Linked DNA regions of Homo sapiens: region 1 is linked to region 2. A link is an interaction called in ENCODE POLR2A ChIA-PET data of the cell type or tissue named here. Cell type or tissue: GM12878. All regions are shown on one strand. Each heading gives the region's core, and the rest is flanking DNA. Links, peaks and the distances in the headings are about the cores only.

The links. ChIA-PET counts read pairs that join two places held together with the same protein. Peaks named below come from ENCODE experiments on the same cell type or tissue, not always from the same donor. Only the 100,000 strongest peaks of a DNase experiment are listed, where the experiment ranks them.
Region 1: POLR2A ChIA-PET joins it to region 2 with 5 read pairs; 8 of 35 experiments call an interaction of 5 or more read pairs at or near these places.

Annotation. Positions count from the first base shown.
Region 1 is chr2:224,462,742-224,468,128 of GRCh38, reverse strand. No RefSeq gene overlaps it. Among named protein-coding and RNA genes, the nearest start is that of FAM124B, 63 kb to the right of the region's middle. In GM12878, for the core only: no CTCF peak of the experiment used is centred there; no DNase peak of the experiment used is centred there.
Region 2 is chr2:224,576,467-224,581,853 of GRCh38, reverse strand. All of the region lies in intron 1 of CUL3 (cullin 3), which reads left to right. Among named protein-coding and RNA genes, the nearest start is that of CUL3, 6.2 kb to the left of the region's middle. In GM12878, for the core only: no CTCF peak of the experiment used is centred there; no DNase peak of the experiment used is centred there; H3K4me3 peaks cover 2,454 bases; H3K27ac peaks cover 1,154 bases.

The DNA.
Region 1 (5,387 bases), core at 238-5,237, 110 kb after region 2:
TAATGTCCCTCGTGGAGATTATTATTTAATAAGCCTGAGGTGATTCTTGTGGGCAGCTAAGTTTGAGAACCATTGCTTTTGATTGTACATGGTACAATAAAACATAAACTTCCAATTTCACTGATCAGATGAGAATGTTGATGTGATTTGCAAGTTGTGGGGTTTTCTTTAACATAATTTATCTGCAGTTACAATGCCTCATCTGGTTAAGACAACATGTTGATCAAATGAGGTTTGATTACAAAGTGGACCAGTTAATTTCAAGCTACTTACTCATGGTCACAGATGACAGTATTAATCACAGCTAACCAACTCTCAGTGGATCCTAATGGGTAGGGGGAGGAAGAGGGAGAATTGGTAATAGTGTCTTCCTAGGCAAAGGGCAACCTGTGATCTTACCATTTTAATTAGGTATTCCCACTGGGAGAAGTTGAATTTAGAAACCAAGTGTTCAAAGCTCAGTGACCTCTATCCCATTTCTAAGAGTTTAGATAGCAACACTAAAAGAGTGATTCTAAGTCTAAGAAAAAAGCGAGTGCCTACTGAACAGATTTGGATTTTTTTTTCCCCATAGCAACCATTGGTTGTGAAGCAATTTAGTGAGATCTGGGTGACAAAAATTGAGATGTTTGTACCACCAACTTTGTAAGATCATAAACATAAGTATAAACCGTAATCTTGGCTATTTTTATTGCAACCTAGATGATGCAGTGTTTCTACTGAGATTTAGTCTTTGATGATTGTCAATTTAATCTGACAGGAGGTGACTCCCTTAAGAACCATGGTACTCCCAACTCCCTAATACTCAAATGTAACTTTTGGGTTTTTTTTTTCGAGACAAAGTCTTGCTCTGTTGCTCAGGCTGGAGTGCAGTGGCATGATCTTGTCTCACTGTAACCTCTGCCTCCCAGGTTCAAGCGATTCTCCTGCCTCAGACTCCCAAGTAGCTATGATTACAGGCGTGCAGCCACCACACCCAGCCCATTTTTGTATTTTTAGTAGAGACAGGGTTTCACCATGTTGGCCAGGCTGGTCTGGAACTCCTGACCTCAGGTGATCAACCCGCCTCAGCTTCCCAGAGTGCTGGGATTAGAGGTGTGAGCCACCATGCTGGGCCCCAAACATAACTTTTGGATTATTTCTCACTAATGAGCTTTCATAGAATGATCCATATTCTCTTGAGCCACAAATTAAGAGAAATACATGTTTGTAAAACTTTTATGTCTTGTAAACAAAATGAGACTCATAAAACTAATTTCATCAAATTAGTACACAGATTAAGGTCTTAAATATGTAAGAAAACCTATGAACTCTTTGGCAAAATCAAACTCCAATTCTCGAGATTGGTTAAGCAGGAAGGGCCCCTTTCCAGCCTGTACTTTGGCCCCTAAAGATGCACCTTCCCTTTGGAGACTCACTAATTATTGCTGTTCTCATGACCCTGGCCACAGTAATTGCTCCTTCGGCCTGCATGTGGATACACAGCCTATTAATGTTTACTTCTCCATATAAATTTCCTTTTCCATAGGACTTAACAATACATCCAGTGGCAGTACTGAGTGATGCATGGCTTTGTCACTACTGTGGGAGACTTTCCCTTCTACAACCTCTCTTAGAAGATTGAAGCTTAAATTCCCAAAGGAGCAGCTGGTGGCATGCTGTCACTGTAACAGCTCTTAGCAGGGTATCTGTCACTTAGTGAGTTCTCAATAAATGCTAACTTCATTCTGACCCATTAATGACAACAGCATTCATTTATGAGACAATGGGGAGGGTACCCCTACTTTTGTAGAGTTAATGGTCTTGCATATGAACCCGAGCTGTCTCATTAGCTTGATTACATCATGCTGTAATCAACTGAGCTTATTGTGTAGAAACTGATTTATAAACAAAGCCAGATCATAGTATTCTCCCCTCTCTTTTGCTAATGTAACTTCCTGAAATATACAAATTATCTACTAAGAACTTCCTATAGTCCTTAAAAATTCCATTTTCCTCACTTTTTGCAATCAATATGACCCAAAAAGAACTAAAACAGCTGTGAAAAGTCACACTACTGAAATCTATTTTTGCGTACGTTTTTTGCACTTGTATGCATGTATGCATATATGTGTACATTAGTGTGCACATTTGTATATGCATGATGAGTGACATCAAATCTTAAAAGTAGACAGCCAAAGGGCAGATTGGTAATTTTTTCTTTTTTTTATATTGATAATATCTGTTATAAAGGACTAGATACACAGTTCACCAAATGGCAAACCACATAGTAATAAAATGAGTCTAAACCCTGATTTTATTTCACTACCTTTTACCTTTGTTAAGAAACAGCGTATTATTAAGTAAAATTCTGTATTAGACAAGAAAAGTATATACATGAACAAGGCCATATAGATGGAACTTTTTAGGAAATGTGTTTACTAAGAAATAGAATGTTTTTAAGTTAATTTCCCATTGCTAAGTGCATCATTATCAGGTGACATGCTGTGAATACCTCCCTTCCTTGGTAAAAATACTAGAAATATATAAAATATATAAAGAAGTCTACATATATACAAAAGTGTTGTTTATCTAGCACAACCAAAGATTTATATGATTTATGCAATGGCTGTGAGTTGCCCCCCTTTTCACTGTGCTAGACTCTCAAAGCCTCCTTGCTTCTCTCGTGCTAGAGACTGGGAAGCAAAATCACTAACGTGGCAAAATGGCTACGCAGGAGTCAATGAGGATGAAACAGAAGGAAGGGAGCAAGGAAGGGCTTGGTGTTGTGAGAGTTTGTTTAGATGTGGCAAGACAATTTGGGTTTAGATTCTGAAGTGCAGAGAAAATCTAACCTCCAGAATTATGATGTGTAACTGTATAATTTAAAATTGTTGGCCGGGCAAGGTGGCTCATGCCTGTAATCACAGCACTCTGGGAGGCCGAGGCGGGCAGATCACTTGAGGACAGGAATTTGAGACCAGCCTGGCCAACATGGTAAAACCCCATCTCTACTAAAAATTCAAAAAGTAGCTGGGTGTGGTGGTGCGCACCTGTAATCTCAGCTACTTGGGAGGCTGAGGCAGAAGAATCGCTTGAATCTGGGAGGTGGAGGTTGCAGTGAGCCAAGATTATGCCACTGCACTCCAGCCTGGGTGACCAAGTGAGACTCCAAGTTTGTGGTATTTGTGTTAGAGCAGCCTGAACAGACTAAGACACATTCTCACCATAGAGAAAAGAGCTTGGGACTTGACCACAGTCTAAATGGTACAACTGCCAGATGTAGTCTTCTGGTTGCCAGTCGAGGACACTTGACTCCTTAATTGCATTGAATTCATCCACTATGTAGCATTTTCTTTTGAAAATTCTGATCTACCAATAGTGACAAACATTTGTATTTTTCTTGAATTTAATGGAAGTCCAACCATGGTAAGTCAACTTCCTGTGGTTAGGTATGAGTTGTTTCCTGATGTAGAACCCAAATGATATAGTTTAGATTTGTGTCCCCACCCAAATCTACTGGCAAATTACGATTGGATCATGGGGGCAGATTCCCCTCTTGCTGTTCTCATGGTAGTGAGTGATTTCTCATGAGATTTAGTTGTTTAAAAGCATGTAGCAACTCCCCCTTCTCTCTCTTTCTCCTGCTCCTGCCACGTAAGATGTGCCTGCTTCCCCTTCACCTTCTGCCATGATTGTAAGTTTCCTGAGGCCTCCCCAGCCATGCTTCCTATACAGGCTGTGGAACTGTGAACCAATTAAACAGTTTTTCTTTATATATTTCCCAGTTTCAGATAGTTCTTTATAGCAATGCAAGAATGGACTAATACACCAAGACACGTATATATCTACTAGTCCTTCCCAAGCAGGCTTTCAATTTCCCAGAGTCCCTGGAGTGATTGGATGTATTTTCATACACCCCCACCCCCCAAAACTTTTTTTTGTTATTGTTTATTATTTCCTTAATTTTGAATCCGTGTCAGAATGAAAGCTACTATGAAATGGGTTATTTTTGCATGAGTATATACATTTCCTGTTGTTGCTATAACAAATTATCACAGACATAGTGGGTTAAATTTATTCTTTTACAATTTGGAAAGTTAGATGTTCAAGATAAGTCTCACTAGTCTAAAGTCAAGGTGTCATTTGGGTTGGTGCCTCTTGGAGGCACAAGGGGAGAATCCATTTCTTTGCCTCCAACTGCTTCCAGGGGCTGCCTACATTCCTTGCTTATGGGCTCTTCCTCCATCTTCTAAGCTAGCAGTGTAGCATCTTTAAATCTGTGTCCTCTTGCACTTTTTTTTTTTTTTTGAGATGGAGTCTCGCTCTGTTGCCCAGGCTGGTGTGCAGTGGTGCCATCTTGGCTGACCTCAACCTCCGCCTCCTGGGTTCAAGCGGTTCTCCTGCCTCAGCCTCCCAAGTAGCTGGGACTACAGGTGCCACCACACCCAGCTAATTTTTGTATTTTTAGTACAGATGGGGTTTCACTATATTGGCCAGGCTGGTCTCAAATTCCTGACCTCGTGATATGCCCGCCTTGGCCTCCCAAAGTGCTGGGATTACAGGTGTAAGCCACTGCGCCTGGCCTCCTCTTGTACTTTTTTCTGCTGTCACATCACTTTCTCTTTGACTCTCTCTCCTCCTAAGAACCCTGTGATTACATTAGGCCCACAGCTAACCCAGGCTAATCATGCCTCTCGAGATTTTTAACATCATTACATCTGCTAAGTCCCATTTGTCATACAAAATAACATACAGGTTCTGGGGATTAAGATATAGACATCTTGGGGGGCCATTAAATAGCCTACCACACCAAGTAAACAAATTATTTTATCTTTTCTGCAATGTCAGATTTATAATTAGTTTAACGAACCATATGTCAAGGTTTATTTTCTTTATAGATAGAAGCCTGAAAAGTTTAATAACTTCCACACAGTAATGTGATCAGAGTTTATTAAAGTAAGATCAAGACATATCAATGTGAGATCAGCATGTAAATTCTATTTTGTTTTTCTCGTATTGACATTTCTTTTCTTCTGTTACTCTACAACATGAAATATTATTTCTGAATTTTTTAAAGGCCACCCTTTTACATGATTGTACAATTCATTTGAGGAAGGCCATGTAAAGGTGTTTTTGCCAGTAAAAACTCATGTAAAATTAAGTCCAACAGTATAATTTTATATCTTAATTCTTTTCATGCTGATGGCAATATATTTGATAATTTATCATCCTTGGGTTTGGAATATTAAAAGTAACTTGAAGAATTGATGTAGAATTGGCCGGTTGATTTAGCTGGTAGCTATCAATAATCCACAACATGCAAAGCACCCAACCGTCATAATCTGTTTTGTGTTACTATAAAAGAATACCCAACACTGGGTAATTTATAAAGAAAATAGGTTTAT
Region 2 (5,387 bases), core at 79-5,078:
GGAAACTGTAGTTTCACCAAAAGTGTCAAGCACTCGGCCGGGCAAGGTGATTCACACCTTCACACCTGTAATCCTAGCACTTCGGGAGAGGCAAGGCAGGCGGATCACCTGAGGTCCTGAGGTTAAGAGTTGGAGACCAGCCTGGCCAACATGCAAACCCCTGTCTCTACTAAAAATACAAAAATTTGCCAGGTGTGGTGATACACGCCTATAATTCCAGCTGCTCGGGAGGCTAAGGCACGAGAATCACTTGAACCTGGGAGGCAGAGGTTGCAGTGAGCCAAGATCGTGCCACTGCACTCCAGCCTGGGCAACAGAGTGAGACTGTCTCAAAAAAAAAAAAAAGAAAAGAAAAATTATATATGTTTAAGATGTACATGATGTTTTGATATATGTATACATTCTGACATGATTACTACCATCAAGCTAACACATAATCACCTCTTTTTTTTTTTTTTGAGATGGAAACTCGCTCTGTCACCCAGGCTGAAGTGCAGTGGCACGGTTTCAGCTCACTGCAACCTCCGCCTCCTGGGTTCGAGCGATTCTTCTGCCTCAGCCTCCCCAAGTAGCTGGGATTACAGGCGTGTGCCACCACGCCTGGCTAGTTTCTGTCTTTTTAGTAGAGATGGGGTTTCACCATGTTGGTCAGGCTGGTCTTGAACTCCTGACGTCGTGATCCGCCTGCCTTGGCCTCTCAAAGTGCTGGGATTACAGGTGTGAGCCGCCACGCCCGGCCAATAGTTCTGTTTTTTATGTCTGTGTGATGAGAACAAGTAAGATCTACTGCCATAGCAAATGTAAAATATGTAATATAGTATTATTAACTGTTCTTAACTGTGCTGCACATTTGATCTCCACAATGTATTCATCTTAAAACTTGTATCCTTTGACCAAAATCCACGCCCCCATTTCTTTCATTCCCCAGCCTAGGCCTTAGAGCAAGACTCTTGTCTTAAAAAAAAAAAAAAATCTCAAGCACTCATCTCAGATTGTTTTACAAAATTAACTTGTAAAAAAATATAGAATTGTGTTTTGAGATTGTTTTCATTGCAAAATAGAGTGGTAATTGAACTTACTGGATATTTTATAGATACTACTCCAGATAAATTCCCATCAGTAATATCAGATTCTTTTTAGTGTTTTGAGTGCATTTTTTTTTTCTTTTTTGAGACAGAGTCTTGCTCTGTCGCCCAGGCTAGAGTGCAGTGGCACGATCTTGGCTCACTGCAGCCTCCACCTCTTGGGTTCAACCGATTCTTGTGTCTCAGTCTCCCAAGTAGCTGGGACTACCGGTTTGCGCCACCACGTCTGGCTAATTTTTGTATTTTAAGTAGTGATGGGGTTTCGCCATGTTGGCCAGGCTGGTCTTGAACTCCTGATCTTAGGTGATCAGCCCACCGCTGTTACGCAAAGTGCTGGGATTATAGCTGTGAGCCACCGCGTTTCAGCCTTAGTGCGTATTTTAAGTATACCTTCATCATTGTCTGTAGAAGTTATAATACACAACAGTTTAATGCACAATTTGCATTTTTAAATAGACCTTTTCCTAGAAGTTCTTTTTAAGATGGAAGACAATAAGGACGTTTCTGTATTTGTAAGCTGTTGACAAAGGAAAAGTTTATTCCAGTTTATAAGCTTTCCCGCCTTGCACAAAATGTATCATTTCACATCTTTTTGATAATGTTTAAATTTTAATTTGTATGCAGAGGAACAAGGACCACAAAACTTTTTAAAGAAAGCAGGCTGTAATTGTGAAACTTCTGGAAATAATGTGGGTCTGGATCAAATAATTCTGCCCCAGGGAGTCTCTTCCTTACTCCTGGGCTTTGTTCCACTATGTAGGATTAGTTGCTTTCAGGTGAACCTTTTATTATCTTTATCTTTGAAAAATCATTTCTTACCATTTTTACTGTCTGGGGTTTTGCCCACATGGGTTTGATGAGCTTGATTAGAATTGGAGAGGATACGTTTGAATGAAAATGCTGTCCTTTCCTGTATCAAACGGTAATAAAGCCTTTCTTGGCCTAGCCTTCAGAGTTTGGGAAACCTGTTATGAAGGTGACTGTCTCCAGAATGTAATCAGGCTCTTAAGATCTCTACCCTGGGGTCCTGGAAGTAGCTTCAGTTAGTTTATAAAAGCTTGCTAACTCATCAGGAGAAAGAGTGTTATGATAAAATGCCCACTCCCTAATGCTAGAGGAACTCCACTTGTGTAGCATGGACAGCAACTGTTTGGAAGTGATTGTTAGCTGGAACATACAGGGCGACTCACATTAGTGAAGGAGTTTTATGTTCATTTGTGATATACTTAAGAACAGGAAGAGTCTTAAGGACAGATGGGTACAGTTAATCTTTTTTTTTTTTTCTTTTCTTCGAGCTACAGAAATGTTTGCCAGATTTGAGGGAACAGCTTTCATCTTCATAGTAGGTTTCTCTTTCTTAGGGAAGGTAGTTGTTGGCATAGTACTACCTGGACTGGTACATAGAGGAAAGCTGGATGGTAGTCTTGCAGATCACACTGAGCAGAGAATTAATTATAAATTTGCTTTTCATTTTTCATGTTATGAAACAAAGTGAAACAGATTCATTAAAGTGTTACTTATACTTAAACTAATACTGTTTATAGTTTTGGGACAGCCAGTATTGTCATAGCTGTTAGTACTACTATGACTTTAGAAGTTAGAAAAATAAAAGCATACGGTTGTTATTAACAAAGTATTTATTTTGTCTTGTCTTTCTAGATAGCAGTTCAGAGGAACCTGGAAAATTATTAGTACCAATATTGAATTAGAAACTATTTAAGTAATATGAAATATAATGTAAAAATTTGGCTTTTTAAGTAATACATAAATCACAAACTTGATTCAAACAAATTAGAGAATGCTTCATTTGTTTGTACATCATTCATTAAATGAAGTTAAGGGATGAAAGCATTTGTCCAGTTCAGGAAGATTATATGATTAAGGCTAGAAAAAGTGGTATGCCTTTTTTTTATATTATACATTGGGGGACTTTAAAGGGAATTTTTTGTTATTTTCATTCCAGAGTACATGGATGGTCTTTAGTAGTCCTGTTAGGTTTATATAAAAGTTACTAGACAATTTGTAGTTTTAAATAATGCAACTTTTTTTTAAAAGTAGTTCTTGTTAGCCCATTGTAAGGTCAACAGAATGTAAAGGTATTACTAGTAAGAACAAATCACTGAGTTAACACATGAATTACAATTAGTTATTAGTCTATCAGTGTCTTGTGAAAACTATTCAACCATAGTCTGTTAAAGCAATGAATTTATTTTAGTAGCTTTTCTAATTATAACAATGATGTATATTCCTGGTAGAAAAATTGATAATTATCTAAATGTACAAGTAGGGAAATAAAAAAAATCACCTGTAATCCTACCACTTGGAAACAAACAACATTAACATTTTCATGTGTTTTTGGAATTTTAATTTCATATTGTTGGCTGAACAGACAGTAAAATTAAGGTAAGATAATCATTGTATATGCTGCTGTTAAAAAATTTCTTACTGTAAATTTTTGAAAACATAGTTTTTAATGACTATCATACTTCAGTTTGCTTAACCATTTCCCTATTGCCAAATATTTTGGTTGATTCCAGGGAGTCCATATTTTTTCTGTTAAAAAAGATTGCAACTATGACTATTTAGACACATAAATATTTGAGTCCATCTATGATTATGGAATTATTGGGCTGCACGTAACTGAAATATATTACCTAATTGACCTCCATAAGGGTAATAATAATAGCTAACACTTTCTAAATGCTTATCATGTACTCTGCATATCTAAACTTAATCATTTGAGCAAACTCTATTGAATACTACTATTATCTGTTCTACAAATGAGGCTTTGAGAGGCTAAATAATTTGCTTAAGGTATTCTTCCAAGTGGCAGAACTAGGATTCTGACCCAAGCAATCTGGCTCTAAAGTGAGCACTCTTAAGAATTAATTATATTTCTCAAGGTTGTATCCGTTTAACTTCTGTGTAGCAGTATCTTACCCAGCATAATGTATGTTTAATTTTATAGGTGAAAAAATAGTACTTTAATGCTTTAATTTGCATTTCTTTGACTACTTAGGAGAATAAAACTATGAATAGTCTGTAGAGAATTTTCATTTACTTTTGCACTGGAGTATTCAACATATGAATATAGGGATGTGACTAAAAAGTAAAGAGACTGAAAGCATAGTAGTTAAGAGTGTGGGCTTGAATACCAGCTCCATGTCTTTCTAGCTGCATCACCTTTTTTTTTTTTTTTGAGACAGAGTCTCCGCTCTGTCACCCAGGCTGGAGTGCAGTGGCGTGATCTCAGCTCAGTGCAAGCTCCACCTCCCGGGTTCACGCCATTCTCCTGCCTCAGCCTCCCTGGTAGCTGGGACTACAGGTGCCTGCCACCACGCCTGGCTAATTTTTTTGTATTTTTAGTAGAGACGGGGTTTCACCGTGTTAGCCAGGATGATCTCGATCTCCTGACCTCGTGATCCGTCTGCCTCATCCTCCTACAGTGCTGGGATTACAGGCGTGAGCCACCGCGCCCGGCCTCTAGCTGCATAACCTTTAACAAGTTACTTCTTGTAGCCTCAGTTTTCCCCTGTGTAAAATGAGACTGCTAATGAGACCCACCTTACAGGTTTGTTGTGTGATAAATAAAATAAAGCTTTAAAATAGAACTTAGCAGATAGTTAACTATTATTATACCAATATTTAGCCACGATTAGGCCAATATTAAAATTGGATGTTGTTTTTGCAAGCAGTTACATCGAATGCCATACACTTATTTTAGCGATCCTGTCATTTTATTGTACAACTTCTAGAACTTAAGTTTTGAAAAGCCTGCAGAGCCAGTTTGTGAATCGTTCTAAGAAAGCATTCTCAAAGGATATGGGTTTAGTACCACTGGGATACTTAAAGAATCCTGTTGGCTCTTGAGGGGTGGCTTCAAAAACAGAAGTTCATATATGATTCACATGTAATCCTTAGAGTAAGTGTGTAACCTCTTGTAACTTTATTGAAGGAATAAACACTCATTTGGTTTGCATGTTCTATAATATGTACGTTAAATGTGCATCTAAAAACACATCTAGTTTTTCTTTTTTCCTTCCTTTCCTCCCTTTCTCCTCCTTCTCCTCCCCCCCCCCCCTTTTTTTTCACTCCTGAACTAGGTTAGGTTGTGGTCCCTGTCCAAAGCTTATGCCAGACATCGTTTTGAACCATGCAGCATTTAGCATAGTGTGAGTGGTTAGTGAATGATTGATTACATGAGAAACTAGTCCTCTAAGCCAAACCATAGTAATTGATAAATTCAGTGAGTCAGCGCAAATGATGCTCTGAAATGTTTGAAGTTTTTGTAACTCTAAGTGA